2 separate regions of the Homo sapiens genome follow, and region 1 is linked to region 2. Evidence: read pairs that join two places in POLR2A ChIA-PET (ENCODE). Cell type or tissue: A673. All regions are shown on one strand. Each heading gives the region's core, and the rest is flanking DNA. Links, peaks and the distances in the headings are about the cores only.

Evidence for each region. Peaks named below come from ENCODE experiments on the same cell type or tissue, not always from the same donor. Only the 100,000 strongest peaks of a DNase experiment are listed, where the experiment ranks them.
Region 1: POLR2A ChIA-PET joins it to region 2 with 15 read pairs; 4 of 35 experiments call an interaction of 5 or more read pairs at or near these places.

What each region holds. Positions count from the first base shown.
Region 1 is chr17:16,310,086-16,326,243 of GRCh38, reverse strand. It overlaps PIGL (phosphatidylinositol glycan anchor biosynthesis class L), which reads right to left. Exons shown (of 7, transcript NM_004278.4): 4 at 12,630-12,697; 5 at 9,532-9,563; 6 at 8,336-8,469; 7 at 1-444. The coding sequence ends at 346. Among named protein-coding and RNA genes, the nearest start is that of CENPV, 35 kb to the left of the region's middle. In A673, for the core only: no CTCF peak of the experiment used is centred there; no DNase peak of the experiment used is centred there.
Region 2 is chr17:16,239,589-16,254,446 of GRCh38, reverse strand. All of the region lies in intron 2 of PIGL (phosphatidylinositol glycan anchor biosynthesis class L), which reads right to left. Among named protein-coding and RNA genes, the nearest start is that of PIGL, 30 kb to the right of the region's middle. In A673, for the core only: no CTCF peak of the experiment used is centred there; no DNase peak of the experiment used is centred there; H3K27ac peaks cover 1,085 bases.

The DNA of each region.
Region 1 (16,158 bases), core at 4,052-12,051, 68 kb before region 2:
CACTTTTATGTTCATTTATGATAATAGGGACCTGCCCAGGCACTGGGCTAGGTGTTCCACATCTACTGTGTCATTATGTAAATTGTTTTTCACAAGAACTTGAGAAGCTAGCAGTGTAGCTATTATTATCCTTGGGGTGGTTTGTTTTTGGTTCTTTGGGTTTTTTCCCAGGGGAAGAAGCTGGAGTTTGGACAGCCCCTGGCCTACATGGGCTCCCTTTTGCAGAGGCTGCTCCAGCGGGGATCTCCTTGAGCTCAGGTAAATAAGCCAGTGCCAGGCCAGGTCCTCTGCACTCCTTTGTCTATTTTCCCCTTTGTTCCTTGGATCTGAAAACCCTTCAAGGCTTCAGAGGAAGCTCAGTGAGTTGATTCTCATGTACCGGGAGAAGATAATGTAGAGGCGGCGGAACCAGAGGAGCTGGCTGCGGTGGCAGGACATGGCTTTCTAGAAGAATCAAAGAGAACCAGTTATGAAACAGTTGCACTGGAGTTGTTTCATTACTTTCAGATCTGGCCTCCGCACCTTAAATCCTTCCTCGAACTAATATGCTTCATGCTATAGCCTTATCTGTCTTCTTCCTGTAACCCACGAACCTCTCTGGATTGGCCTCCTGTCATGGCCCCTGCTTTCCCATCTCCTACTACCTGTGATTATAACACACAATGCTCACCGTAGCTACAGCACTCACCATGGGATACCAGAAAACTGGCAGAACAGTCCACATGCATCATCTCAATGTTAACAACCCTGTGAATCAAGTACTGTTATTACTGTTTTTTAAAAAATAAATAGATGAGGAAACTCGTCAGTCTCAAACAGCTAGTAGGTAGTAGAGCTGGCTGAGATTTTAACCCAGAGCCAACTGATTGATTCTAGAGTCCACATTCTTTTTTTTTTTTTTTTTTTTTTTTGAGCCTGTTGCCCAGGCTGGAGTGCAGTGGCGCGATCTTGGCTCACTGCAAGCTCTGCCTCCTGGGTTCACGCCATTCTCCTGCTTCAGCCTTCCGAGTAGCTGGGACTACAGGCACCTGCCACCATGCCTGGCTAATTTTTTGTATATTTAGTAGAGGCAGGGTTTCACTGTGTTAGCCAGGATAGTCTCGATCTCCTGACCTAGTGATCTGCCCACCTCGGCCTCCCAAAGTGCTGGGATTACAGGCGTGAGCCACCGCGCCTGGCCAGTTAGAGTCCACATTCTTAATCACGTTGCTACTACCTCAAATATACAACACAAACAGGGATGTTTCATGGGAAGAAAGCTAGTACACTATGCCCAAATTCCTCTGAGTTAGGTCGTTTGGGGAGGTCCAATCACTATCAGAAGAAGAAAAAAAGGAATGGCACACAGGTGTGAGTTGTCGTTCCTATCTTCTAGGGGAAATGTACATTATCTTGTTATTCAGACCTAGTATAGTTCAGTTTTTAAACAGAATAGATTACAGCAACTGACTTCACTAGATATACATAAAAGGATGTGCCTGTTTATCTCTAAGTACCATAATTAACTTGCCTCTCTAAGCTAATATCTTCACAAACTTTTATGTAAATAACCCCTTTTATATTCATTGTCAGACCCTACATGACTTGCCAGGTATGGAGGCTCACGCCTGTAATCCCAGCACTTTGGGAGGCTGAGGTGGGTGGATCACCTGAAGTCGGGAGTTCGAGACCAGCCTGACCAACATGGAGAAACTCTGTCTCTACTAAAAATACAAAATTAGCCGGCGTGGTGGCGCATACCTGTAATCCCAGCTACTCGGGAAGCTGAGGCAGGAGAATTGCTTGAACCCAGGAGGCGGAGATTGCAATTAGAGGAGATTGCAATTAGCGGAGATTGCAGTGAACCGAGATCGCCACTGCACTCCAGCCTGGTGACAGAGCGAGACTCCGTCTCAAAAAAATAAATAAATAAATATAAAATAGAAGATAAAGGGAAAACCATTACAAAAGAGAGACATTATAAGATAATAAGACGAATTGGCTAGGCGCAATGGCTCATGCCTGTAACCTCAGCACCTTGGGAGCCCGAGGCAGGTGGATCACTTGAGGTCAGGAGTTTGAGACCAGCCTGACCAACATGGTGAAACCCTATCTCTACTAAAAAAAAAAAAAATCCAAAATTAGCTGGGCATGGTGGTGCACGCCTGTAACCCCAGCTACTCAGGAGGCTGAGGCAGGGGACTCGCTTGAACCCAGGAGGCAGAGGTTGCAGTGAGCCAAGATCGCATCATCGCACTCCAGCCTGGGCAACAAGAGCAAAACTCTGTCTCAAAATAAATAAATAAATAAATAAGAGAAATAATCTGCTAACAAATATATCAGCTTTGGGCAGGGCACGGTGTCTCATGTTTGTAATCCTATCACTTTGGGAGGCTGAGTTGTGCAGATCACCAGGTCAGGAGTTCAAGACCAGCCTGGCCAACATAGTGAAACCCCATCTCTACTGAAAATACAAAACAATTAGCCAGGCTTGGTGGTGCCGGCCTGTCTGTAATCCCAGCTACGCAGGAGGCTGAGGCAGGAGAATCACTTGAACCCAGGAGGCAGAGGTTTCAGTGAGCTGAGATCTTACCACTACACTCCAGCCTGGGCAACAGAGCGAGACTCTGTCTCAAAAAAAAAAAAAAAAAAAAAGATCAGTGTTACGAAAACCATTCACTGACCACAAAGTAATTAAATTATAAATTAACAATAAAAAGGCCCCATACACGGCAGGGCACAGTGGCCCACACCCGTAATCTCACCACTTTGGGAGGTTGAGGTGGGAGGATCACCTGAGGTCAGGAGTTCGAGACCAGCCTGACCAACATGGTGAAACTTCGTCTCTACTAAAAAATACAAAATTAGCCAGGCGTGGTGGCACCTGCCTGTAATCCCAGCTACCTGGGAGGCTGAGGCAGGAGAATCGTTTGAACCTGGGAGGTGGAGGTTGCAGTGAGCCAAGATCGCACCATTGCACTCCAGCATGGGCACCAAGAGTGAAACTCTGTCTCAGAAAAAAAAAAAAAGACCACATATACACACACAGCCATGCCATTCTCATTTGTGGTAGTTCTACAAAGTCACTGAAAACACTGAATTAGTGAATACTGAACCATTGTTTCTAGTGGAAATACAGGGTTGGGTTCCTCCAAGCCTTTGGCCACAATATTTTCATCAATCAGTCAATATATAACCTTGTTTTGTGTATATTTCTGTTTAAAAACTCCATATGAAATACATGTTGTTGATTCATTAGCACTGAACTCATGGCCAATGGCACTGTAACTCATGCTTGTGATCAAACCCACATAAGGCACATTACAGCCTCTTGTGCTTAGGAATGCAAGACAGCACTCAGCATCATCCTTAGAGGCTATTTTAAACAGCAAAATCAACAAAAACCACAAAAATGAGAAAAATGGGGCATTAAATATACACAAAAAGGTATTTTTTTACAGTAGGAGAGCTGAAACAGCTGGGAACATGCATATGTGCATCCAGTGACTCATGTTTCACCCCTCTGCGAGTGTCCACGAATGACTACAAAAGCACTTCGAGCACTGACTTTGGAGTTACAAATGAATTTTAGTGAGTAGGTGCATTCATAAATATAGAACTACAAATAATGAAGATCGACACATGTTTGTAACTGTAAATTATACCCTCAAAGATTAAAGGGGAACTCACAATGGAGTCTATAAATTACTTATAATTAAATGACAATAGGAGAACTACATATCAAAACTTATCATGTGTAGCTAAAGAAACACTTCAAGGAAAATTAATAGTATTAAAGTATTTTTTTTTTAAAGATTGAAAATGAAAACAAAGCTAACCTTTCAAGTTAAAGAGATTTAAAGAAGAACAGGCTGGGTGCGGTGACTCCCGCCTGTAATCCCAGCACTTTGGGAGGCCAAGCCGGGTGGATCACTTGAGGCCAGAAGTTCGAGACTGGCCTGGCCAAACATGGCGAAACCCAGTCTCTACTAAAAATACAAAAATTAGCCGGGCGAAGTGGCGGGCCCCTATAGTCCCAGCTACTCAGGAGACTGAGACAGGAGAATTGCTTGAACCCAGGAGGTGGAGGTTGTGGTGAGCCGAGATCGCTCCACTGCACTCCAGCCTGGGTGACAGAGCAAGACTCTGTCTCAAAAAATAAAAATAAATAATAAATAAATAGGCTGGGTGCGATGGCTCACACCTGTAATCCCAGCACTTTGGGAGGCTGAGGTGGGCGATCACCTGAGGTCGGGAGTTCGAGACCAGCCTGACCAACATGGGGAAACCCTGTCTGTACTAAAAATACAAAATTAGCCAGGCGTGGTGGCGTGTGCCTGTGATCCCAGCTACTTGGGACGCTGAGGCAGGAGAATCGCTTAAACCCGGGAGGCGAAGGTTGAGGTGAGCCGAGATTGCACCATTGTACTCCAGCCTGGGCAATAAGAGCGAAACTCCGTCTCAAAAAAAAACCATAAAATAACAGTAAAAAGAAAGAAAGAAAGACAGACAGACAGACAGAAAGAGGGAGGGAGGGAGGAAGGAAGGAAGGAAGGAAAAGAATAAAACCATAAATGAAGTAGGACAGAAATAATAAAATACAAAAACGAATGCACTATTGAAGAAACAAGATAATTAATATGTGCTCAACACTGCACTCTCAGTACCTAGCAAAGTGCCTCTTATTAGGTACAAAGGTTTACTGTAGAAAATTTAGAAAATATGGGCCGGGCATGGTGGCTCACGCCTGTGATCCCAGCACTATGGAAGGCCAAGGCGGGTGGATCACCTGAGGTCAGGAATTCAAGATCAGCCTGACCAACATGGCGAAACCCCGTGTCTACTAAAAATACAAAATTAGCTGGGCATGGTGGCCCATGCCTGTAATCCCAGCTACTCGGGAGTGTGATGCAGAAAAATCACTTGAACCCAGGAGGTGGAGGGTGCAGTGATCTGAGATCGCACCGTTGCACTCCAGCCTGGGCAACAAGAGCGAAACTACATCTAAAAAAAAAAAAAAAAAAAAAGGCCCGGCGCAGTGGTTCATGCCTGTAATCCCAGCACTTTGGGAAGCAGAGGGGAGCGGATCATTTGAGGTCAGGAGTTCAAGACCAACCTGGCCAACATGGTGAAACCCTGCCTCTACTAAAAATACAAAAATTAGCTAGGCGTGGTGGCATGCGCCTGTAGTCCCAGTTACTTGAGAGGCTGAGGCAGGAGAATTGCTTGAACCTGGGAGGCAGAGGTTGTTGTGAGCTGAGATCGTGCCATTGCACCCCAGCCTGGGTGACAGAGCAAGACTCTGTCTCAAAAAAAAAAAAAAAAAAAATGGCCAGGCACAGTGGCTCATGCCTGTAATCCCAGCACTTTGGGAGGCCGAGGTGGGTAGATCACCTGCGGTCAGGAGTTCGAGACCAGCCTGACCAATATGGTGAAATCCCATCTCTATTAAAAATACAAAAATTAGCTGGGCCTGGTGGCGTGAACCTGTAGTCCCAGTTACTGGAGAGGCTGAGACAGAAGAATTGCTTGAACCTGGGAGGTGGAGGTTGCAATGAGCCGAGATTGTGCCACTGCACTCCAGCCTGGGTGACAGAGGAAGACTTCATCTCAAAGAAAATTTAGAAAATAAAGCTAAACAAAAAAACCCCAAAACCAAAATCATTATCCTGAGTTTCTATTCTCTTAGATTTTCCTTCCTTCCTTCCTTTCTTCCTTCCTTCCTTCCTTCTTCTTTTCTTTTCTTTCTCTCTCTCTCTCTCCCGCTTTCCCTCCCTCCCTCGTTTCCTCCCTTCCTTCCCTCCTTCCCTCCCTTCCTTCTTTCCTTCCCTCCCTCCCTTCCTTCCTCTCTCCTTTTCTCTCCCTCCCCTCTCTTTCTTTCTTCCTTCTTTCCTCTCTCTCTTCCTTCCTTCTTCCTTCCCTTCCCTTCCTTCCTTCGCTTCCCTTCCTTCCTTCCCTTCCCTTCCCCTTCCTCCCTCCCTCCCCTCCCCTCTCCTCCCCTTCCTCCCTCCTTTCCTTCCTTCCTTCCTTCCTTCCTTCCTTCCTTCCTTCCTTCCTTCCTTTTCTTTCTCTCACTCTCTCCTTCTCTCTGTCTCTTTCTCCCTTCCTTCCTCTCTCTCCCTTCCCTTTCCCCTTCCCCTTCCCTTTTTCCTAATAAAGCTGTGTTGCCCAGGGCAGACACAAACTCCTGGGCTCAAGCCATCCTCCCACCCCAACCTCCCAAGCAGCTGAGACTACAGGCACGAGCCACAATCCCCGACTTGGTTCTTTCACTTGTTATGCTACCCATCTCTCTGTGGGGGGCTTAAGTCTACAGGGGGATGCACCTGGAGACAAACTGAGGAATAATTCTCCTCAGCCCACCCTCTCCCTAACTCTGATGGCACTCAGTCACCTGTTCCATGGACAGCTAAGAGTTTTCCCTAGGATGACCTGAGCTGGCCTAGCTCTTCCTCACCCTGCATGTGGGCTTCTTGCAGTCTGCCCTGGGCTCTTTTTTTTTTTTTTTTGGAGACGGAGTCTCGCTCTGTCACCCAGGCTGGAGTGCAGTGGTGCGATCTTGGATCACTGCAACCTCCGCCTCCCGGGTTCAAGCAATTCTCCTGCCTCAGCCTCCCGAGTAGCTGGGACTACAGGTGCCCACCACCACGCCCGGCTACTTTTTTGTATTTTAGTAGAGACGGGGTTTCGCCGTGTTGCCCTGGCTGGTCTCAAACTCCTGAGCTCAGACAATCTGCCTGTCTCGGCCTCCCAAAGTGTTAGGATTACAGGCGTGAGCCACGGCGTCTGGCCTCCCCTAGGCTCTTTACAGAGGCTCCTGGCAGGTCTGAATTCTTCTTAAACTCAAGCTGGGAGCATCGCTCCATGTATAACAGTGATAAAGTGGCAAATCAAAATGTCTAACAGTAAGGGATTCGTGATATATCTTATGGTATATACATACAGTGGCGTAATTGGCAGCCATTGGTATTTGAATACTAAATGAAATAGGAGAAAATGTTCATAATAAATAGTTTTGATTTTTTTTTTTTTTTTTTTTTTGGCTAGGGTCTGGCTCTGTTGCCCAGGCTGGAGTGCAGTGGTATGATCAGGGTTCATTGCAACCTTGACCTCCTGGGCTCAAGTGATCCTCCTGCCTCAGCTACCCGAGTAGCTGGGACCACTGGCATGTGCCACCATGCCTGGCTAATTTTTCTGTAGAGATGGGATTTTGCTCTGTTGCCCAGCAAGCAGTCCACCCACCCCGGCCTCCCAAAGTACTGGGATTACAGGCATGAGCCACTGTGCCCAGCCCATAACGTATTGTTAAAGCAGGTTTTTTGTTGTTTTTTTTTTGAGACAGAATCCTCTCTGTCACCCAGGCTGGAGTACAGTGGCATGATCTCAGCTCACCACAACCTCCACCTCCCGGGTTCATGCGATTCTTCTGCCTCAGCCTCCCAAGTAGCTGGAACTACAGGTGCATGCCACCACGCCTGGCTAATTTTTGTAGCTTTAGTAGAGACGGGGTTTCAACATGTTGGCCAGGCTGGTCTTGAACCCCTGACCTCGTGATCTGCCCGCCTCAGCCTCCCAAAGTGCTATGATTACAGGCATGAGCCACCACACCTGGCCAAAGCTGGTTTTAAATAGGCACTGTGTGATCCCATTTGAAATGTGTATACACATACACATTATATATATATAAAGAGTAGGGCTGGGCACAGTGGATCATGTCTGTAATCCCTGCACTTTGGGAGGTCGAGGTGGGTGGATCACCCGAGGTCAGGAGGTCGAGACAAGCCTGGCCAACATGATGAAACCCCAGCTCTACTAAAAATACAAAAAATTAGCCGGGTGTGGTGGCGGTGCCTGTAATCCCAGCTACTCAGGAGGCTGAGGCAGGAGAATCACTTGAACCCAGGAGGCGGAGGTTGCAGTGAGCCGAGATTGCACCACTGCACTCCAGCTTGGGTGACAAGAGCAAAACTCCGTCTCAAAAAAAAAAAAAGAGTAGAAAGATGTAGCCCAACATGTTAACAAGGATTACCTGTGATTGGTGGGACTGCAGGTAATTGTTCTTATTTTTATTTTCTTTTTGATGCTTTTATGTTTTTCAAGATTTTCTGCAATGAGCATGTGTTATTTACTTTTAGAAAAAGCATATATTATTTTTATAATTAGAAAAAAAAGGCTAAAGTCATTGAAAAATCTATGCCTCCCAAGATCTAGCTGGCCTAGCCCTAATTCTCAGGGACAGGTGCTGAACCACTGTGAAAAACCTTCAGTTAGGGCTTCTGCAGAGGTGGGGCTTTGAGGAGACAGGGGTCTGGGGCAGGGATCTGAGTTGGGGTGTCCAGGAATTTACAATCCTCACCTTGGCCTGTGCCACTTCTTTGCTGTTGAGCACGAAGAGGACATCCTGCGTATGAAGCAGAGACAAGGGCAGATCCAGAAGGGAGATGTACTTGCGCAGCACATTCACAGACTGAAGCGTGAGCACAGAGCACCCTGGATGGAGAGGAGACAGGGTGAAGTGATAAGCCTTGAGGCCTCCAGCCAGATTTTCCCCTGAGCATCCTCCCTCTACCCTGTGGCTCAGGGCAGGGCAGGACAGTGGCCACAGCATTGCCACGTGTTTCTGTGGCACTAAAGCTGCCCTGTGCCCATGATTCTTGCAGCTAGAACGAGTAAAAGGGCCATAGAAGACCTGGCTGGCTACCCTCTACCCTGCGGTGTGCCCTACCAGAAAAAGGTTGGCTGCTAGAGGTTGAGATCTGGCTACCTCAAAGCCAAAGGAAGTAAAGGAGACAGGAATTACTGTATTGGGAGTTTAGAGACCTGGTTCCAGCTCTGTCAGTCAAGAATTGACAGACTTGGCAAAGTCCCTTAACCACTCTCAGTCTCAGTTTTCTAATCTGTAAATTGGTGTTGATAGTGTGAGACCTGCCTGTCTCACAGGATTGATATAAGAATCAAACAAACTATAGTCATGTTCCAAAGTCATCATGGCTTGGTAAGCTCCTTTCAGTCATCCCACATAGAAAGGGCACAAACTACTTACGTTTTCATTCATTGAATCTTCGTATTGCGCCGGTGAGGTATGACAGACCAGAAACTGGTCCAGAGAGGCTAAGCATGGGGGTCATGCAGTAAATGGTCAGGTAGGGTCAAATACTTTATGTGGGTTAGGAAGAGTTCCTAACTCAGGCAGATTGGTTCATCAAGCACCCAGCAGTCATTTACAACCTGCCTAATTGGTTGGGGGATGGGATTGAGTTCAGACTGGAAGAATACCAGAGGTGTAAAACATCCACCCTGTGAAAAAGCTAGACAGGTTGAGGGGCAAACCTGGCCTCCCCACTCATCCAGAGGTGGCCCTGCAGGCAGGCACTTGCTGGTAGATACAACCTGCCAGGTACCTTGAGGTGAGTCAGGAAGAGTGTGGCGGCCTCCCCAACCACTGCCTCTGCTCGGCTGAGGGCAGCTCTCTGTGGATTTGCAAATTTCCCCCTCATAAGTTTCTCAGAGGGACAGTATCTTGTGGCCCTTTGCAAAAGGAACAAGCCTTACCTTTAGGTAACTTCCCTTCTGAGTGCAGGGCCCTGGAGGAGGGATAGGACAAGAGTGAGAGGAGTAAGGATCATTTCCTTTGTAGGTAACAGGAGGGGCCTTCAGAGGAAAGGCTGCCATGCCCATGGTCCCCTCCATGTGAGTCTCCAGGTGGTTTCTTTTGCATAAATCACTGTATAGATTTCCAGGATCCCATACCTCTGGCAACAGCTGAAGGGACCAGGATGGGCACCTGAGCTAGGGACAGCCAATCCAGAGGCTGGTCTGTGGTTTGTGAAGTACTCTGGTCCAAGCTTTGCCCATTAGAGAATGAAGGTAACTGTGCTGGACTCTTCATAGTTTTTCTCTTGGAAGTGTAATGTGAGTATGATGGGGGAATATTTTACAATGCTAACTGATAGCTCTTCCCTGATATTTCCTTTCTCCTTTCTGAGCTTCCCTACGCCTACCTTCTGACAGTGCAGGTCATTCTGTGCTCGCCACCTTAAGAGGAGGGGAGTGTCAACTGCAATGAGCTCCAAGTCTCTTCCCCACTTTGTTGTTTAGAAAGCTGGGGGCAGAGAAGGATTGGGAAGGTAGCCCCAGCAACACACAGACACACATATGAACAGAGACTCTTGGGAGCAGGGGTTAAACAAGAGAAGTTGAGAGACAATTGACAAATTCATGGAACTGACTGCCTGGCAGAGCCTGAGAGGTAGAAAAACCTGAAAAAGGAGCCGGGCGCGGTGGCTCACGCCTGTAAACCCAGCACTTTGGGAGGCCGAGGCAAGCGGATCACGAGGTCAGGAGTTCGGCACCAGCCTGGCCAATATGGTGAAACTCCGTCTCTAATAAAAATACAAAAATTAACCGGGCGTGGTGGCATGCACCAGTAGTTCCCAGCTACTCAGGAGGCTGAGGCAGGAGGCGGAGGCTGCAGTGAGCTGAGATCACGCCACTGCACACCAGCCTGGGTGACAGAGCGAGACTCTGTCTCAAAAAAAAAAAAAAAAAAAAAAAAAGAAAGAAAGAAAGAAAGAAAGAAAAGAAAAGACTGAAAAAACTTTCTGGGATCCTGAGAATGAAGTGGCTTGTCCTGTACTCTGGGCAAAGCCCTGTGGATATTCTGATGTCCAGGGAAAGCAGTGAGCTAGAGGCGCTGTCTGGAAGTAGAGCTTATAGCCCTTAAAGCCACAGGAGAAGCTGTGCTGAGGAGGACTGGGGAGTGAGCCCTGGGGACAGGGGGACCAAGGGGCCACTGGTGGGAGGGAAGCCGGGAAGAGAATGAGAAGTAGCCAGAAAGGCCAGAGTGAGGAGGGCAAGCTGGTGCCATATAAGTCAAAGCAGCATTGCAGTGAGGGACAGGCAGGGCCAGATGCCACAGAAGGTTCAAGGTGGCTGAGGACTAACGTGAGTCTAACGAATTTAGCAGGCAAGAGATGACTGTGGGGAAAAAGGTTGTGGCAGATTGGTGGCATGTCCATGAATTGTTTTATCTGAAGCACAGTGGCCCTCCTTCGTGCTGAGAGCCTGTGGCACTCCAGCCTCTTCTGAGGAAAATGGCCCCAGGCAGTTCTATCTACACAGAGTTGTCCCCTTGGGTTCTTTCTCTGCCCAGAATGACGCCTTCTCTATTTTCTCCACTTCAGTGGTGACTGGACCAGGAATGGGACCAGGTGACTCAATCTCAAGTGCCCCAGCCCCCTGCCTGTTGAGGTACTCTTTGTTTGCAATAGACCTGACCTGATCCTTTCTCTGGTGCAGTGTAAATTCTCGGAGAGAAATCACCAGGCTCAGTGTGCATCCAGAATGAGGTGGGACCATTTTTCCAGTTCTCCATGGGGCTTGCTGTCCATGCTAGTCTTGGAAGCTCAAGGCCTCAGAGTAACCATGTGGTTGGAAAGACCACTCTGGGGCTGCCTCATTTTTCCATATATCATCAAAAAAATTTGTATTTCAGACTGTAACCAGGGAATGTTTCTTTCCTGAATTTGAAGGGACCTAATGCGACTAGGAGCATGTCTCTTCTAAAGCTGTGGCTGCTGGCTGGACCAGGAACCGAATAGTCTTTACAGGGAGAACAGTCTAGCCTCCCCTCATTCCATAGTCAAGGAAACAGGGAAATCTGCCTAGAAAGAGTATGTGGGTAAAATTCTAGCATCTTCCACCAAGTGATGTAAAATTTAAGGACAAGGAGGGTCTTCAGTTTGGATTGGTCTTCACATACATCTGACAGAATAATGAATGGAGAACTAGGATTCCTGAATTCTGCCTCTGCCATAGTTTAACCTTGTGGTGCTGGGCAAACCACTTCCCAGTGATTGGACTTAATGGTTGGTGAGGTCATTTCCAACTTTACATATTGCATTGCTTCAGTCTGAGTGTTAAGCATGTTTAGAAGAAGGTTATTAAATAAGTCCTTCCCTTCAAGTTGCTTCTTTCCTTCCTCAGTAGCTGGGACAGGCCTGCCACACCACTGATCAGGGGCCCAGGAGAAGCACTTTGCTAGGGGACAGGAAACACATCTATGTTTGTATGACTCTATGTCACTCAATACCTTTGAGCTTGCATTTTCTTTTTATTGGTAAAATGCAAATAAATATCAGTAAAATCGGGTGACTGTGAAGAACAAACACATTTCATATTATGTATGTATATCCTCCTTCTCCAAGAAAGATTTGAGAGTTGTATAAAACACATGACGGAAGTGAGAGTAAGGGGAAGAAGATGGTGAAGGTGGAGGCACACTGATTGACAGCACTCATTCCTTAAAGTCTTGTCCAGTGCCACAGGGCTTGCAAATTTGGCCCTCAAGCTTCCTGTGGCCACAGAAAAGAGATGAATAAAGTCAATTACCCCATTCGCAGTATTCAGTGTATAAAAAAGAATTCAGCTGTTTAGGAGACGAGCATTCGTACTAGGACTTGAGAGAGATTTCTCAGCGAGAGGACATGGTGAGATGCAGTGAGCAACATGGCCAAAAAGGGCTAGAAGATAAGCCAGCAGTGAGTTTCATGGGCTCAGATAACAAGTGGGAAAGTGCTTTAGACTTTAAACCATGAGCCCTAATCAAATAAACAAACCCTCCCCCACATCCATCACCCGGAGAATCATACCTCACAGCTGCATACAGAGCAATGTGATTGCTGTGGCCACTTACTCCCCCTGCATCGAAAGTCACCACCTGTAGAGAAACACAGGGTTTTCACTGAATGCCTTCTCCACCACCTCAACTTCAATGGAGCTGTCTCCTTCCCTTGGGAAGGAGAGAACAGAACCCTGAAACTTTTCAAATGCAGCATCTATCTGAAGTGACTTCTGAGCAGATCAGTGGTGTGTAGCTAGTGCTGTGGTTGACCACATAGAGACTGTTTTCCAGGGTTTGATGTTTTACTCTTGTTCCTAGCCAGTGGAGCAGAGTGGAATTCAGCCATGATAGTAACTTGGGTTCAGAATATCTTTGTTGCTTATTGGTTTAGCCATTTATTAGCACATTTAGAATTCCTGGCTAGCTTCTAAGTGAACTCTGTTTATGCAGATACAGCCTGAATTACTGGTTCTCTTTTTCTCATGCCATACTGAGGGCAAAAAAAGCTTTGAAGGACAATGTCCACCGTGTCCTGGGGTTGAGTTCATGGAAAAAGTGTATTTATTCATAGATTGCCTCTGTTTCCATTTTCACAGCTATATCAATATCTGTTTATTAACTACAAGCTCAGTCTGTATTCCAACATTTCATTTCTACACAAATGAATTAAAGAAAAAACAAATAGCTCCCTCTCCCTCTCCCTCTCCCCCCCCCTTCCCCCTCCCCTCTTTCCAAGGTCTCCTTCTGATGCTGAGCCGAAGCTGGACTGTACTGCTGCCATCTCGGCTTACTGCAACCTCCCTGCCTGATTCTCCTACCTCAGCCTGCCGAGTGCCTGCGATTGCAGGCGCGCGCCGCCACGCCTGACTGGTTTTCGTATTTTTTTGGTGGAGACGGGGTTTCGCTGTGTTGGCCGGGCTGGTCTCCAGCTCCTAACCGCAAGTGATCTGCCAGCCTTGGCCTCCCAAGGTGCCGGGATTGCAGACGGAGTCTCGTTCACTCAGTGCTCAATGTTGCCCAGGCTGGAGTGCAGTGGCGTGATCTCGGCTAGCTACAACCTCCACCTCCCAGCCGCCTGCCTTGGCCTCCCAAAGTGCCGAGATTGCAGCCTCTGCCCGGCCGCCACCCCGTCTGGGAAGTGAGGAGCGTCTCTGCCTGGCCACCCATCGTCTGGGATGTGAGGAGCCCCTCTGCCCGGCCGCCCAGTCTGGGAAGTGAGGAGCGCCTCTTCCCGGCCGCCATCCCGTCTAGGAAGTGAGGAGCGCCTCCACCCGGCTGCCCATCGTCTGAGATGTGGGGAGCGCCTCTGCCCTGCCGCCCCATCTGGGATGTGAGGAGCGCCTCTGCCCGGCCGCGACCCCCGTCTGGGAGGTGAGGAGCGTCTCTGCCCGGCCTCCCCGTCTGAGAAGTGAGGAGCCCCTCCGCCCGGCAGCCGCCCCATCTGGGAAGTGAGGAGCGTCTCCGCCCAGCAGCCGCCCCGTCCGGGAGGGAGGTGGGGGGCTGCGGGCAGCCCCCGCCCGGCCAGCCGCCCCCTCCGGGAGGGAGGTGGGGGGGCAGCCCCCACCCGGCCAGCCACCCCGTCCGGGAGGTTGGGGGCGCCTCTGCCCGGCCACCCCGTCTGGGAAGTGAGGAGCCCCTCTGCCCGGCCACCACCCCGTCTGGGAGGTGTACCCAACAGCTCATTGAGAACGGGCCATGATGACGATGGCGGTTTTGTGGAATAGAAAAGGGGGAAAGGTGGGGAAAAGATAGAGAAATCAGATTGTTGCTGTGTCTGTGTAGAAGGAGGTAGACCTGGGAGACTTCATTTTGTTCTGTACTAAGAAAAATTCTTCTGCCTTGCGATGCTGTTGATCTCTGACCTTACCCCCAACCCTGTGCTCTCTGAAACATGTGCTGTGTCCACTCAGGGTTAAATGGATTAAGGGCGGTGCAAGATGTGCTTTGTTAAACAGATGCTTGAAGGCAGCATGCTCGTTAAGAGTCATCACCACTCCCTAATCTCAAGTACCCAGGGACACAAACACTGCGGAAGGCCGCAGGGTCCTCTGCCTAGGAAAACCAGAGACCTTTGTTCACTTGTTTATCTGCTGACCTTCCCTCCACTATTGTCCTATGACCCTGCCAAATCCCCCTCTTCGAGAAACACCCAAGAATGATCAAAAAAAAAAAAAAGAAAGAAAACCTCTGTGCTTTGGGCTTTACCACTTATTGGGTTTGTGGCTTTTTGCAAGTTATATAACATGTCTGTGGTGCAATTATCTCATATGTAATCATAATTGTACTTCACACAATTGTCATAGAGATTTTCTGAGATAAATGATAATAATAATTGCTAAAAAAAAGAAAAAACAAATAATAATTTGAATAATAATAATAATAAGGCTAACTCAAATAATAAAAGAAATATAAAAACGACAACAAGGACTGAAGAAAGGATAGAATGATTGATTAGGGGTGATGAAAAGAGGCAAGCTGTCCCCAAGGAAAGGTGACCATCCTGCATGGATGAAGGAACCTGGAACTGGGATTGGAATGGGCTGGGAAGGGATTCGCTCTTGGTCTTTCTATTTTAAACTGTAAAGCATAATGACTGCATGTACAGCAAGCCCTCTGTTATAATAAGAGTGGCTAACATTTATTGAGCAAAGACATAGTATTAACCCTATCTTACACCTGAGGAAGTTCAGGAAGCAGAGGCCGAAGCTGTGATCACCTTGCCACTGAGTGGTGGAGCTGTTCTTGGGGTTTAGATCTTTCTGACTCCACAGTCCACGCTCTTTACAAGCATCCTCTATGTGAGAAGGCGTGCTACGCTGCAGGAAGAAGCACTGTGTAAAAGACCTTTGGGAGACTGAGGCGGGCAGATCACTTGAGGTCAGGAGTTCAAGACCAGCCTGGCCAACATGGCGAAACCCTCTCTACTAAAAATACAAAAATGAGCTGGGCGTGGTGGTGGGCACCTGTAATCCCAGCTACTTGGGAGGTTGAGGCAGGAGAATCGCCTGAACCCAGGAGGCGGAGATTGCAGTGAGCCAATATCACGCCACTGGACTCCAGCCTGGGTGACAAGAGCGAAACTCTGTCTCAAAAAAAAAGAATCAGAAGACCTGCACTCTTATTCTGACAGCTACCAACCAAGTACATGAGTTTCGATCAGTTATTCTTTCTCCTGGGGTCTGGAGAGCTCATCTGTGAGGGAATATCGTATTTCAGGCAAGCAAACACTCTGGTTAGAAGGATCATCTTGAGAGTCATTACTGGATCCCTTATTTGAAAAGATAAGTACATAGTTAACTTCACTGTTCATGGCACTGAACACACACACACACACACACACACACACACACACACACTTTTTAATAATTCAGAAGACATTTTAGGATCCTGTAACTTTAAAGTTACCACCATGAGCCTCAATTTATTAACATGTTGACAAAGTCAACAGAAGTGGTGGGTAATGGAAGAATTTTAACAACAGAATGCCATAATTCAAGAAAGTCTTCTAATGATTAATGTTTATATTTCTTTTTTCTTTCTTTCTTTCTTTTTTTTTT
Region 2 (14,858 bases), core at 1-8,000:
AAAATACAAAATTAGCCAGGTGTGGTGGCGCATGCCTGTAATCCCAGCTACTCGGGAGGCTGAGGTAGGAGAATCGCTTGAACCCGGGAGGCAGAGGTTGCATTGAGCTGAGATCACGCCATTGCACTCTAGCCTAGGCAATAAGAACGAAACTCTATCTCAAAAAAGAAAAGAAAAAAAGAAAAAAAAATTGGTGTATATGCTAGAATACAGTGGAACAATGGGAATGTAACAAAAGTGTCCAAGAAAACCTGGGGCAAATTAGGGATGATGCCATGGGATCTAAGATAATTCTTTTGAAGAATAAACAGAAGGTTGCTAGAGGGACAAGATGAAGGGCGTTGGAAAATGTGGAAGTGTGTTAGAGGAGGGACTAGCACATGCAAAGGTGTGGATGCATTAGACAGCATGGTATATTTGAGGCACAGCTTAAATATGGACTGGGAGATGGAGAGGAGAGACATAGATTGGGGTACTGGGACGTCCTATTTTTTTTTTTTTACTTAGACAAAGTCTCGTTTTGTCACCTAAGTGGGAGTACAGTGGCATGATCATCACTAATTGCAGCCTTGAACTCCTGGGCTCAAATGATCCTCCTGCCTCAGCCTCCTAAGTTCCTAGAACTACTGGTGTGCAGCATGCCTGGCTAATTTTTAATTTTTAGTAGGGATAGGGTCTGGTGTGTTGCCCTGGCTGGTCTTGAATTCCTGGGCTCAAACTATTGAGCCTCCCATCTTGGTCTCCCAAAGTGCTGGGATTACAGGCATGAGCCACTGTGTCTGGCCAGTTCTACCTATTTTTGTTACAAGAATAGAGGTGATATGTGTATAAACAGGTGCTAAAAGATGAGGCTGAGCAAGGAAAAAGAAATTAGACCACAAACTGCTTTTTGTGTGTATTTTTAAAAAGTTTTAAAAAATCTTTTAAAAAAGTAATAATTGTATATATTTATGGGGTACAATGTGATATTTTGATGTAAGTATACATTGTAGGTTGATCAAATCAGGCTATTTATCATATCCATCACCTCAACTATAAATTGTTTCTTTGACCATGAACAGCTTTTAGACCTTCAAGTTTTGCCAAACAGTAGGTCATTGGGCCCCCATGCACTTTAATAGGCATGGGTTTTAATTGGAGGGATCTTGTTTGTTTTACGTTTTTGTTGTTGTTGTTGTTTGTTTGTTTTTTTGAGACGGAGTTTCCCTCGTGTTGTCCAGGCTGGAGTGCAATGGTGTGATCTCGGCTCACTGCAACCTCCGCCTCCCGGGTTCAAGCTATTCTCTTGCCTCAGCCTCCCGGGTAACTGGGCGTGATGGCGCATCCTGACCTTGTGATCCACCCGCCTCAGCCAGGCATGCGCCATCACCCCAAGCTAATTTTGTATTTTTAGTAGAAATGCGGTTTCTCTATGTTGGTCAGGCTGGCCTTGAACTCCTGACTTCAGGTCATCCGCCCACCTCGGCCTCCCAAAGTGCTGGGATTACAGGAATAAGCCACCACGCCCAGCCTTCTTTGTTTTATTTCACCATAAACAGTTCTTTTCTGACTCCCCACCATTTCTAGTCTAAGCACTTAGGAGTGGTGTCCCTGGGTTACTCCCCATTCATCCTCCAGAAAGAAGCCCATGAGAAGACTACAGTGTTTATAAAAAGGTTTAAATGCATTGTTATCTTTTAAAGGAACTCTGTTCTATGCTTTGAACTTATCAAATAAAATATTATCAAAATGTACACAGAATTATTTGTAATCTAGCATTCACTTGGATGGCTAGAAGTTGAGTAGAGAGGGAGGAAAGTTTTATTAGTTGTGTAGGATAGTCTTTTAAATTATATATATGTTTTAAAAATTATATACATATAATTATATAATTATATGTATATAACTTTTAAAGTAATAAAGGCTTACTAAAAAAAACCTACACAGATTCATGTGGAATTAGAAAGTGATTATCTCTCTTCCCTGGCTCCAACTAAGTAGCAGCTACTGTTAAAGAGTTTGGTATCTATCCTTTTAGAAATTATCTGTGCATACTACCTAAGTCTTGTCTTAGTTCTATTTAAAAAAGGAAAAGAGGCCGGGTGGGGTGGCTCACACCTGTAATCCCAACAGTTTGGGAGGCCAAGGCGGGTGGACCACGAGGTCAAGAGATCGAGACCATCCTGGCCAACATGGTGAAACACCGTCTCTAATAAAAATACAAAAATTAGCTAGGCGTGTTGGCATGTGCCTGTAATCCCACCTACTCGGGAGGCTGAGGCAGGAGCATCGCTTGAACCTGGGAGGTGGAGGTCGCAGTGAGCCGAGATTGCACCACTGCACTCCAGCCTGGCGACAGAGCGAGACTCTGTCTCAACAAAAAAAAAGAAAAAAAAAAAAAGGAAAAAAAAATTATCTGCGCATAGAGAAATTCGTGTTTTTGTTTTTCTAAATATAAATAAAATAATTCTATAGATTCTTCATAATATGTTAAGAAGCACAAAAGCAACAAATGAATACCAAATCTGTTGGCTGCATTTCTCAATCACATACCGTTCCCAAGTATTCTGGAAAGGGTCTCTAATCTCCTCTCTAGGCCTGACCTTCAATACATGCATAATGAAATAGCTGTCCACAAATGCAACAGCAATGACTGTCATGGCAAAACCTATTATTCATTTCCTATACCTTTCACTGCTTTTCTCTTTCTTCAGCATCTAGCACAGTGTCATTCTAGGTACTGAATAGGTATCTGTTAACATCTGTGCAGCATGCATTTTAACATCATACTAGATGTTAAGGTACTGGGTAAAGTTGCCAAAAGTCCCCATATAGTGGTCTTACAACTGAGATTATGCCTTCTTTTCTTGAGAACTAGATTTTTTCCCCCCTCTTTAACTGATTAGTTGAGGGATTTACTTGGGTGAGCTCCTCTGGCTAAATGTTTTGCAGTGAAGTTCAGAACAAGGGGAAAATAGAGCTGATTCTATACGATGTCAATTAAATGTACTCATAAACCCACGTTGGTCTTTTTTTTTTTTTTTTGAGACAGAGTCTTGTTCCATTGCCCAGGCTGGGGTGCAATGGCGTGATCAAGGCTCACTGCAACCTTGACCTCTTGACCCCAAGCGATTCTCCCATCTCAACCTCCCAAGGAGCTGGGACCACAGGCACACGCCACCATACCAGGTTAGTTTTATTTTTTGTAGAGATGGGGTCTCACTATGTTGCCCAGGCTGGTCTTGAAATCCTGGGCTCAAGTGATCCTCCCACCTCGGCCTCCCAAAGTGCTAGGATTACATGCACAAGCCACCGTGCCCAGCTCGTCTTTCAAATACAGTAACAAAGTGGTGATCTGCTTCCCTGAAGAAAGTCAGAATCTATTCCATCTCCCTTTCTGTTTTTGAATCCTCACATTGTCATTTATTAAACGTGTGACCACAAAGATTCTCTTAATCTCTCTGAGCTTTAGTTTCTTCCTGTGAAACAAAAAAAGAAAATAAAACCTATCTTGTGCAGTTAGTCTAAGAATTAAATGAGACTGCCTTTGTGAAAGCATGTGTCAGGCATGGAGTAGGTGGAAAATAGTGGTTGAAGCATATACTGTACACCCAGATTGCATCAGCTCAAATGCCAGCTCTACCAGTTATTAGCTGGATGACCTTGAGCAAATTACTCAACCTCCCACTGTGTCTCTGTAAGATGGGAAAAATAATTAGACTATTTTGAGGATTAAGAAAGATCATATATTTATTTTTTTGGCACTGACAGTAGTAGTTTTATATTTACTGTTATTGTTACGAGTACAGGTCCTCTATAAAACTTCTCTTTCTCTTCTTCCTCTTCATTCTTCTCTTTGACTTATCTAAATAATCTAAAGTAAGATTCCAAAGCTCTGCTTTTTCTGGGTTAGGAGATGAGAGGCTGAAAGACTGACTGTTGCGTGTTGCTATGGATTAAACTGTGATCCCTCCAAATTCATGTTAGGTTGAAGCCCTAAACCCAAAATGTGACTGTATTTGGAGGCAGGTTTTTAGGAGGTACAGCAGCCTCCTTTTACCTGTGGATGATATGTTCCAAGATCCCCAGTGGATACCTGAAATAGCAGATGGTACTGAACCCTATATATACTATGTTTTTTCTTATACACATGTTAACTATGATGAAGTTTAATTTATAAATTAGACACAGTAAGTGTGCTGGTTAATTTTAAGTATCAGCCAGGCATGGTGGCTCATGCCTGTAATCCCAGCACTTCGCAAGACAAAGGAGGCAGGTGGATCACCTGAGGTCAGGAGTTCGAGACCAGCCTGACCAACATGGGGAAACCCTGACTCTACTAAAAATACAAAAATTAGCCGGACATGGTGGCATATGTCGGTAATCCCAGCGACTTGGGAGGCTGAGGCAGCAGAATCATTTGAATCCAAGAGGTGGAGGTTGCAGTGAGCCAAAATCATGTCACTGCACTCCAGCCTGGGCAACAAGAGTGAAACTCCATCACACACACAAAAATAATAATAATTTAGGTATCAACTTGACTGGATTAAGGATTATCTAGAGAACTGGTAAAGGATTATTTCTGGGCATTTTTATGAGGGGGTTTCCAGAGGATACTGGCCTGTGATTCAGGGAACTGACAGGGGAAGACATGCCATCAATGTAGGTAGGCACAATACAATCAGTGGGGGACCCACATGGAGCAAAAAGGTGATTTCCTCTCTCCTGAAGCTGGGATACATTCTTCTTCTCCTGTCTTTGGACATCAGAACTCCAGACTCTTTGGCTTTTAGATTCTAGGGCTTATACCAGTGGCCTGCTTGTTTCTCAGGCCCTCGGCCTTGGACTGAGCCATACTTCTGGCATCCAGCTTGCAGATGGCCTGTTGTGGGACTTCTCAGCCTCCATAATCACGGGCCAACTCCCCTAATAAATCCCCTCTCATATATCTATAATCCTATTTGTTTTGTTTTGTTTTGTTTTTGTTCTTGTCTTTGTGTCGCTCTGTTGCCCAGGCTGGAGTGTGACGGCATGATCTTGGCTCACTGCAACTTGTTTCCTACCAGATTCAAGCGATTCTTGTGTCTCAGCCTCCCGAGTAGCTGGGACTACAGGCGTGCGCCACCATGCCCAGCTAATTTTTGTATTTTTAGTAGAGACAGGGTTTCACCATGTTGACCAGGCTGGTCTTGAACTCCTGACCTCAGGTGATCCACCTGCCTCGGCCTCCCAAATTGCTGGGATTACAGGCGTGAGTGCACTGTGCCCAGCCAGAATGGTGTACATTTTAAATGTATAAATTGTTTATTTCTGGAATTTCCATTTAATATTTTTAGACCACAGTTGACTGCAGGTAACCGAAACCACAGAAAGCAAAACTGTGGATAAGGGAGGACTACTGCAATTGAGGTTATATAAATCCATAAATGTGGGGCCCTAATCTGATAGAACTGGTGGTGCTATAAGAAAAGGAAGAGATCTGTCTCCCTCTGTCCCTCCACCACATGAGGCACAGTGAGAAGGCAGCCATGTGCAAGTCAGGCTGAGGACCCTTACCAGAAACCAACCCTGCCAGACCTTGATCTGGGACTTCTAGTCTGCAGGACTCTGAGAAAATAAATTTGTGTTGTTTAAGCCACCCAGTCTATGGTATTTTGTTTTGGCAGCCCAAGCTGACTAAGACAGATTTTAGTACTGTGAAGTAACAGATACATAAAAATGTGCAAGTGGCTTTGGAACTAGATAATGGGTAGAGGTTGGAGGAGTTTTGAGGTGAATGCTAGAAAAATCCTAGACTGCCAGGAAGGAATGGTTGGTAGAAATATGGACATTAAAGGTGATTCTGGTGAGGACTCAGGAAAGGAAAAGGAGACTGGAGAGAAAACCTCCATCTTCTCAGAGAATACATAAACAATCATGAACAGAATGTCAGTGGAAATATGGTCTTTAAGGCCATTCTGATGGGGTCTCAGAGAAAAATGAGATAAGACATTGGAAAATGGAGAAAAGGTGATCACTATTATAAAGAAGCAAAGAACCTGCCTGTATTGTGTTCTAGTGTTTTGTGGAAGATAGAACTTCTGAAGGATGAAATTAGATATTTAGCTGAGGCGAATTCTAAGTAAAATTTTGAAGGTGTGGCCTGGGTCCTCTTGACTGTTTATAGTAAAATGTAAGAGTTGAGAGATAAAGAAGAAATTGCTACGTTTAAAAGGAACCAGAACGTAAAGGTTTTGGAAAATTTTCAGCCTGTCCATATTGTAAAAAAATGAGAAAGCTTGAGGCTGGGCGCAGTGGCTCAAGCCTGTAATCCCAGCACTTTGGGAGGCCAAGGCTGGTGGATCACGAGGTCAGGAGTTCAGGACCAGCCTGACCAACATGCTGAAACCCCGTCTCTACTAAAAACACAAAAATTAGCCAGGTGTGGTGGTGCGCGCCTGTAATCCCGGCTACTTGGGAGGCTGAGGCAGGAGAATCGCTTGAACCCAGGAGGCAGAGGTTGCAGTGAGCTGAGATCGTGCCACTGTACTCCAGCCTGGGCGACAGAGTGAGACTCCATCTCCAAAAGAAAAAAAAAAGAGAGAAAGCTTGTTCTGAAGAGAGCACTCTGGTGTGACTGAACAACCATTTGATGAGGTGATTAGCATGGGTGTGAACCACACATGTAATCAACCACCTCAATAACAGCCAGGAGAAAGAAAAAATCGGGTGGGACGAAAGAAGCCTGCTGGACTTAAGAGTCTACAGGACCAGACAACAGAGCTATCTGGCTGCAAACATGCGTCGTCCTTCAAGAAAAGGGAAGAATGACCTCAAAAGTTATCCAGAGATCAGAAGGACTACCATTCCCACCACAGGCTCCAGAGGGCTTGGAGGGCCGAATATCCGCCCAAAGAGGATTGTTCTCAAGCCTCAAGATCTAATGGAGTTTACCTTCCTAGGTTTTGGCCTTGCCTGGGGCCTGTCACCCATTTCTCCCTTTTGGAATGAAAATATCTATCCTATGCCTCTCCATTCCTTATATTTTGTAAATATATAACTTGTCTGTTTTCACAGGTTCACAGCTGGTGAGGCTATTTAGATGAGACTTTGGACTTTCGAGTTAATGCTGGAATGAGTTAAGACTTTGGAGGCTGTTAGGATGGGATGAATGTATTTTGCATGAAATAAGGACATGAATGTGGGAGTCTGGGATGGAATACTATGAACTGAATAGTGTCCTCAACAAATTCATGTGCTGAAGCCCTAACCACTAATTGTAACTATTTTGAGATAGGGTTTTAGGAGGTAACTAAGATCACATGAGGTCATACGAGTGGGGCTTTAATCCAATAAAACTTGTAGCCTTTTAAGAAGAGGGAGGGAAGAAGGAGAGAGTGAGAGAATCTCTTTCCAGCATGTGAGAACATAGCGAGAAGGTCATCTGCAAGCCAGGAAGAGAGTCCTCATAAGAAAGTGACCCTGCAAGACCTTGATCTGGGCCGGGCGCGGTGGCTCACGCCTGTAATCCCAGCACTTTGGGAGGCCGAGGCGGGTGGATCATGAGGTCAGGAGATCGAGACCATCCTGGCTAACAAGGTGAAACCCCGTCTCTACTAAAAAAATACAAAAAAAATTAGCCGGGCGCGGTGGCGGGCGCCTGTAGTCCCAGCTACTCGGGAGGCTGAGGCAGGAGAATGGCGTGAACCCGGGAAGCAGAGCTTGCAGTGAGCCGAGATTGCGCCACTGCAGTCCGCAGTCCGGCCTGGGCGACAGAGCGAGACTCCGTCTCAAAAAAAAAAAAAAAAAAAAAAAAGACCTTGATCTGGACTTCTAGCCTGCAGAAATGTGGGAAAATAAATTTCTATTGTTTAAGCCACACTGTCTACGGTATTTTGTTAAGGGAGCCCAAGCAGACTAAGATGCATTTTTCTTGAATCTTCAAACTGGCTTCTTTAAGTATTTACTTTTTTTTTTTGAGACGGAGTCTCACTCTGTTGCCAGGCTAGAGTGCAGTGGTGCAATCTCGGCTCAGTGCAACCTCCGCTTCCCGGGTTCAAGCGATTCTCCTGCGTCAGCCTCCCAAGTAGCTGGGACTACAGGTGTGCACCACCATGCCCAGCTAATTTTTGTATTTTTAGTAGAGACGGGGTTTCACCGTGTTGGCCAGGATGGTCTCGATCTCTTGACCTCGTGATCCACCTGCCTCCCAAAGTGCTGGGATTACAGGTGTGAGCCACCGCACCCGGCCTGAAGTACTTACTTTTAATAGGCTTACTATCCCTCTACTATAGCATTTCACGAGTAGGGGAGTGATGCTGAAGCTACATGGTCTTCATGTGATATATAAAAAATATAGGTGCCATGACCGGGCGCAGTGGCTCACGCCTGTAATCCCAGCACTTTGGGAGGCCGAGGCGGGTGGATCACAAGGTCAGTAGATCAAGACCATCCTGGCTAACATGGTGAAACCCCGTCTCTACTAAAAACACAAAAATAAAAATAGCTGGTCAAGGTGGCGGGTGCCTGTAGTCCCAGCTACTTGGGAGGCTGAGGTGGGAGAATGGTGTGAACCCAGGAGGCAGAGCTTGAAGCGAGCTGAGATTGTGCCACTGCACTCCAGCCTGGGTGACAGAGGGAGACTCCGAGACTCCGTCTCAAAAAAAAATATATATATATATATGTGTGTGTGTGTATATATATATATATGTGTGTGTGTATGTATATATATATGTGTGTGTATATATATGTGTGTGTGTATATATATATGTGTGTATATATATATAGGCCAGGCATAGTGGCTCACACCTGTAATCTCAGCATTTTGGAGGGCTGAGGCGGGCAGATCATGAGGTCAAGAGATCGAGACCATCCTGCCCAACATGGTGAAACCCCGTCTCTACTAAAAATACAAAAAATTAGCCACTGCACTCCAGCCTGGCGATAGAGCAAGACTCCGTCTCAAATATATATATATATATATACTCCCTGGCTTACAATCTGGCTACGTCCCAATAAACCCATCCTAAACTGAAAATATCATAAGTAAAAAACACACTCTAGGCCGGGTGTAGTGGCTCATGCTTGTAATCCCAGCACTTTGGAAGGCCGAGGCAGGTGGATCATCTGAGTTCAGGACTTCAAGACCAGCCTGGCCAACACGGCAAAATCCCGTCTCTACTAAAAATACAAAAATTTAGCTGGGCATAGTGGCAGGCGCCTGTAATCCCAGCTTCTTGAGAGGCCGAGGCGGGTGGATCACGAGGTCAAGAGATTGAGACCATCCTGGCCAATGTGGTGAAACCTCGTCTCTACTAAAAATACAAAAATTAGCTGGGCGTGGTGGTGGGCACCTGTAATCCTAGCTTCCTGGGAGGCTGAGGCAGGAAAATTGCTTGAATCCAGGAGGTGGAGGTTGCAGTGAGCCGAGATTGCACCATTACACTCCAGCCTGGGCAACAAGAGCGAAACTCCGTCTCAAAAAAACAAGAACAACAAAAAACACACTCTAGTCTGGGTGTGATGGCTCACACCTGTAATCCCAGCACTTTGGAAGGCTGAGGTGGGTGGGTTGCTTGAGCTCAGGAGCTCAAAACCAGCCTATGCAACGTGGCAAAACCCTGTCTCTAAAATAATTACCAAAAAAATTAGCTAGATGTGGTGACGTGTGCCTGTAGTCCCAGCTACTCGGGAGACTGAGGCAGGAGGGTCACTTGAGCCCGGGAGGTGGAGGCTGCAGTAAGCCATGATCCTGCCACTGCACTCTAACCTGGGTGACAGAGTGAGACCCTGTCTCAAAAGCAAAAAACAAAAACCAAAAACTCCCCGCTTTATACCTTCAACTTAGGAGGTGTTTATCCAAATGTAACCCCATCCCAAGTTGAGGAGTGTACTGAATGCACATTGCTTTCTATCAGAGTAAAGATCTTAATAACCAAGATCTCCAAAACAGATTTGTCCCCGAAAACATTTGCATTACTGGGCCAAAGCAGACACTGCACAGGCAGGACATTGTGCAAATGGAGTGCCTGAGAAAAAACACGATTACTAATATTGAAATTGCCTTTGCAAAATTATGACTGAGACAGTGAAAGAGATCTAACTTAACTGACTCCATCTTGCTTCTAACCTCCAAGCTGTCCTTGTTCATTCCTGGGCATAGGATGAACTAACTTTGGGAGAAACTTAATTTATAGATCATAGTTTAAACAAAGACGGTAACAGCCCTTTCCCAAAGCAGACCTCCTTGCCTGGGGACTAGATTGCCTTTGTAGGACTAACGAGTTAGGCCCAAGATTATAAATTATGGTTTAGGAGTCATGCAGCTGGAGGACACAAGATTCTAACCCTCCCTAAACTGCTAAGATCAGTGCTTGAGATATTTTGCAGACCCTGCACTTGATGGATCACCCAGATCAATAAACTGGCTCATCTGATCTTGTAGTCCCCCACCCAGGAACTGACTCAGCCCAAGAAGAGACCTTCGACTCCCCATGATTTCGTCTCTGACCAATCAGCTCACTGGCTTCGCCCCACCCACCACATTATGCTTAAAAACTCTGCTGCCTGAATGCTCAGGGAGACAGATTTGAGTAACAGTAAAACTCTGGTCTCCCGCAGCTCTGCGTGAATTACTCTTTCACCATTGCAGCTCTCCATCTGGATAAATTGGCTCTGTCTAGGCAGTGGGCAAGGTGAACCCCTTGGGCGGTTACAATATTAATGTGAAAAAACAAATCACAACACTCACAGAGTAAGAGGGTGGGATATCATCTTTGAAAACAAAGGAACCCATAACTCCTTTCACAAATTAACTCAAAACCATGTATCTTTCGAGGTTTACGGAGGAAGAAATTTAGGAACAGAATTCAGTAACTTGCCTAGGTTACGCAATTAAAAACTTTAAACTTGGGTTTCAGTCTGGGCAGTCTGGCTCTATAAATCCACTGGTATAAACAGAAGAAATTCTCCCGTGGTGACCCCAGTAGTTTACCATGAAGCAAGTAAGATCAAGAATAAATCTAAACTTTTTCCTTCATCTCTTTGTAGCATACTGAAATGAATGGGATCCCCACCCCAAATCAAATACAGTGAACATCAATTCCCACCAATGCCTAATATTATAAAGAATAATCAGCAGGCCAGAAACGGTGGCTCACGCCTGTAATCCCAACACTTTGGGAGTTCGAGGCAGGTGGATCCCCTGAGGTCAGCAGTTCGAGACCAGCCTGGCCAACATGGTGAAACCCTATCTCTACTAAAAATATAAAAATTAGCTGGGTGGGTGGCACACGCCTGTGATCCTAGCTACTTGGGAGGCTGAGGCAGGAGAATTGCTTGAACCCGAGAGGTGGAGGTTGCTGTGAGCCAAGATTGCACCACTGCATTCCAGCCTGGGTAACAGAGCAAGACTCCGTCTCATAAACAAACAAACAAACACACACCAGTAACAACACAGTTAATGGTTAAACACTGGATATGTTGTCAATCAAATCATAAATACGGATAAAGTTGCCTGCTTTCCCTTTTTTGTTTAACATAGATTAAGGAAATCCACTCAAAGAAATAAGAAATGGATCAGGGCTGAGCGCAGTGGCTCATGCCTGTAATCCCAGCACTTTGGGAAGTGGACCATTTGTGGTCAGGAGTTCAAGACCAGCCTGACCAACATGGTGAAACCCCATCTTTACTAAAAAAACAAAAAATTAGCCGGGTATGGTGGTGTATGCCTGTAATCTCAGCTACTCAGGAGGCTGAGACAGAAGAATCACTTGAACCCAGGAGGCAGAGATTGTGTTACAAGCGAGACTCTGTCTCAAAAAAAAAAAAAAAAAAAAAAAAAAAGGAATCAGAAATAAGAGGCATATGTTGAAAACATGAAAGATTGTATTAGCATTATTTGCAGATGATTTACCTACAAAACTTTAGGGAATCAAGTTAAAACTGGTAGGCTTTTTACAGAAGTTTCAAAGTGATGAATATAAAATAAATACATTAAAAAATCAATAAAGCTACATACTAGCAGTAAATTCTTAACCAAAAAATCTTTTTCACAGCAATAATAATAAAAAAGAATCAAAATAACTTTAACAAGAATTGTTTAGTACCTAGATGAAGAAAACTATAAAAAGTTCTATATAGACTGGGAATGGTGGCTCATGCTGTAATATCAGCACTTTGGGAAGCTGAGGCAGATCACTTGAGCCCAAGGGTTGGAGACCAGCCTGGGTGACATGGCAAGACTCTGGATCTAAAATAATTTTTAAAATTAGCTGGGCATGGTGGTGCACACCTGTAGTCCTAGCTACTTAGGAGGCTGAGGTGGGAAGATTGCTTGAGCCCAGAAGTTAGAGTTTGCAGTGAGACAGGATCATGTCATTGCACTTTAGCCTGATGGCAGAGACCTTGTCTCCAAAAACAAACAAAAAAAAACCCCAAAGAAAAAGTCCTATACTCTGACCCAGTAATTCAATATCTAGAAATTCATTTATGGAAAGAGTCAGAACTTCAAAGAGATTTGCTAAAAAAATTGTAAGTGCTTAAATATTAGAAAGATTTAAATATTCAATAGTAGGAGAATGTTAAATGTTATGGTACATCTTCACGATTAAATCTTTACAATCATTAAAGACTTTTAATGATTATTTAATGACATAGAAAAATGCTAAAAATACTCTCTAGTAAAAAAAGCAGGGTACCAAATTTCTTATACCATTTGATGCTAATTTTGTTTAATACTGAGCAGATAATTCTCATTTTCCTTATAATTTTCTCAAGTATTCCCACCTTACATCTCAATGCTTCCAATTCTCCTCATTATAGTTTGTGGTTTTATTTTCCTCTAACTGATCCCCAGTTCTTATCACTCCAGTTAATCCATGGGCAATTTCATTCACCCCAAAGATTTTCTTTTTTTTTTTTAAGACAGAGTTTCACTCTTGTTGCCCATTCTGGAGTGCAGTGGTGTGATCTCGGCTCACTGCACCGTCCTCCTCCCAGGTTCAAGTGATTCTCCTGCCTCAGCCTCCATGCACCACCACACACGGCTAATTTTGTATTTTTAGTAGAGATGGGGTTTCTCCACGTTGGTCAGGCTGGTCTCAAACTCCTGACCTCAGGTGATCCGCCCACCTCAGCCTCCCAAAGTGCTGGAATTACAGGCCTGAGCCACTGCACCCAGCCCACCCCAAAGACTTTCATCCTCCCATATGCTAAAGATGCCTAATTTATTATCTCTTCATACCCAATTCTCCTCCTTTGCAAACTACCCTCGCTAATCTTTATCCACCTAGATATCTAGGTGGGTTTCCATTATCCCAAATTTCTTTTGTTCGTTGAATTCCTGCCACTTCTTTTTTTTTTTTTTTTTTTTTTGAGAGGGAGTTTCGTTTTTGTTGCCCAGGCTGAAGTGCAATGGCGTGATTTCGGCTCACTGCAACCTCTGCCTCCTGGGTTCAAGCCATTCTCCTGCCTCAGCCTCCCAAGTAGCTGGGATTACAGGGATGTGCCACCACACCCGGCTAATTTTGTATTTTTAGTAGAGACCGGGTTTCTCCATGTTGGTCAGGCTGGTCTCGAACTCCCGACCTCAGGTGATCTGCCCCCCACCCCCTCGGCCTCCCAAAGTGCTGGGATTAGAGGCGTGAGCCACCATGCCCGGCCTATTTCTACCTCTTAAATAATACTGGAGGCCAGGTGCGCTGGCTCACGCCTCTAATCTCAGCATTTTGGGAGGCCAAAGTGGGAGACTGCTTGAGTCCAGGAGTTCAAGACCTGCTTGGGCAAGCTAGCAAGACTCCATCTCTACCGAAAAAAAAAAAAGGTAGCTGGCAAGGTGGTGCATGCCTGTGGTCCCAGTTACTCGGGAGGCTGAGGTGGAAGGATCCCTTGCACCCGGGAGTTAGGCTGCAGTGAGCCGTGATTGTGTCACTGCATTCATCCTGGGTGACAGAGCAAAACTCTGTCTCAAATAAAATGAAAAAAACAAAAGAAAACAAAACCTTGGGGCTGGGGCTGCGCGTGGTGGCTCACATCCATAATCTCAGCACTTTGAGGGGCTGAGGTGGGAGGATTGCTTGAGCCTAGGAGTTCCAAACCAGCCTGGGTTCATTAGTTCCTTCTCACATTGCTATAAAGAAATACCTGAGACTGGGTAATTTATAAGGAAAAGAGGTTTAATTGGCTCATGGCTCTGCAGGCTATAAAGGAAGCATAGCAGTTTCCACTTTTGAGGAGGCCTCAGGAAGCTTCCAATCATGGCAGAAGGCAAAGGGGGAGCAAGCATCCTACATGGCAGAGGCAGGAGCAAGAGAGAGAGGGAGGAAGTACTATACACTTCTAAACAAGCAGATCTTGCCAGAACTCACTGACAAGGACAGTACCAAGGAGGATAGTGCTAAACTATTCATGAGAAATCTGCCTCCATGATCCAATCACCTCCTACTGATCCAACGCCCCACCTCCAATGTTAGGATTACAGTTCCACATGAGATTTTGGTGGGGACACAGATCGAAATCATATCACTGAGTAATTCAGGGAGAACCCATCTCTACGAAAAGTTAAAAAATAAGCCAGGCATGGTGGCCCACACCTGTAGTCCCAGCTACTCAGGAGTTCAAGGCTGCAGTGAGCTAAGATTGCACCACTGCCTAAACAGCCTGGGTGTCAGCGTGACACCTTGTCTCTAAAAAAAAAAAGAGTTGAATTCATCCCATCATCTCCATCTCAGTTGCTGCTACCCTAATTTGAGATATCCTCCCTCCACTGGGACAAAGACAATAGACTCATCTACAATCTTGATCTCTTCAATCCATACTTTCATTAGAGTAATCATTCTGAAGCACAAAACTCATCATCTCTCTCCACTATTCACAGTTTACATTTCTGTATGATATCATGA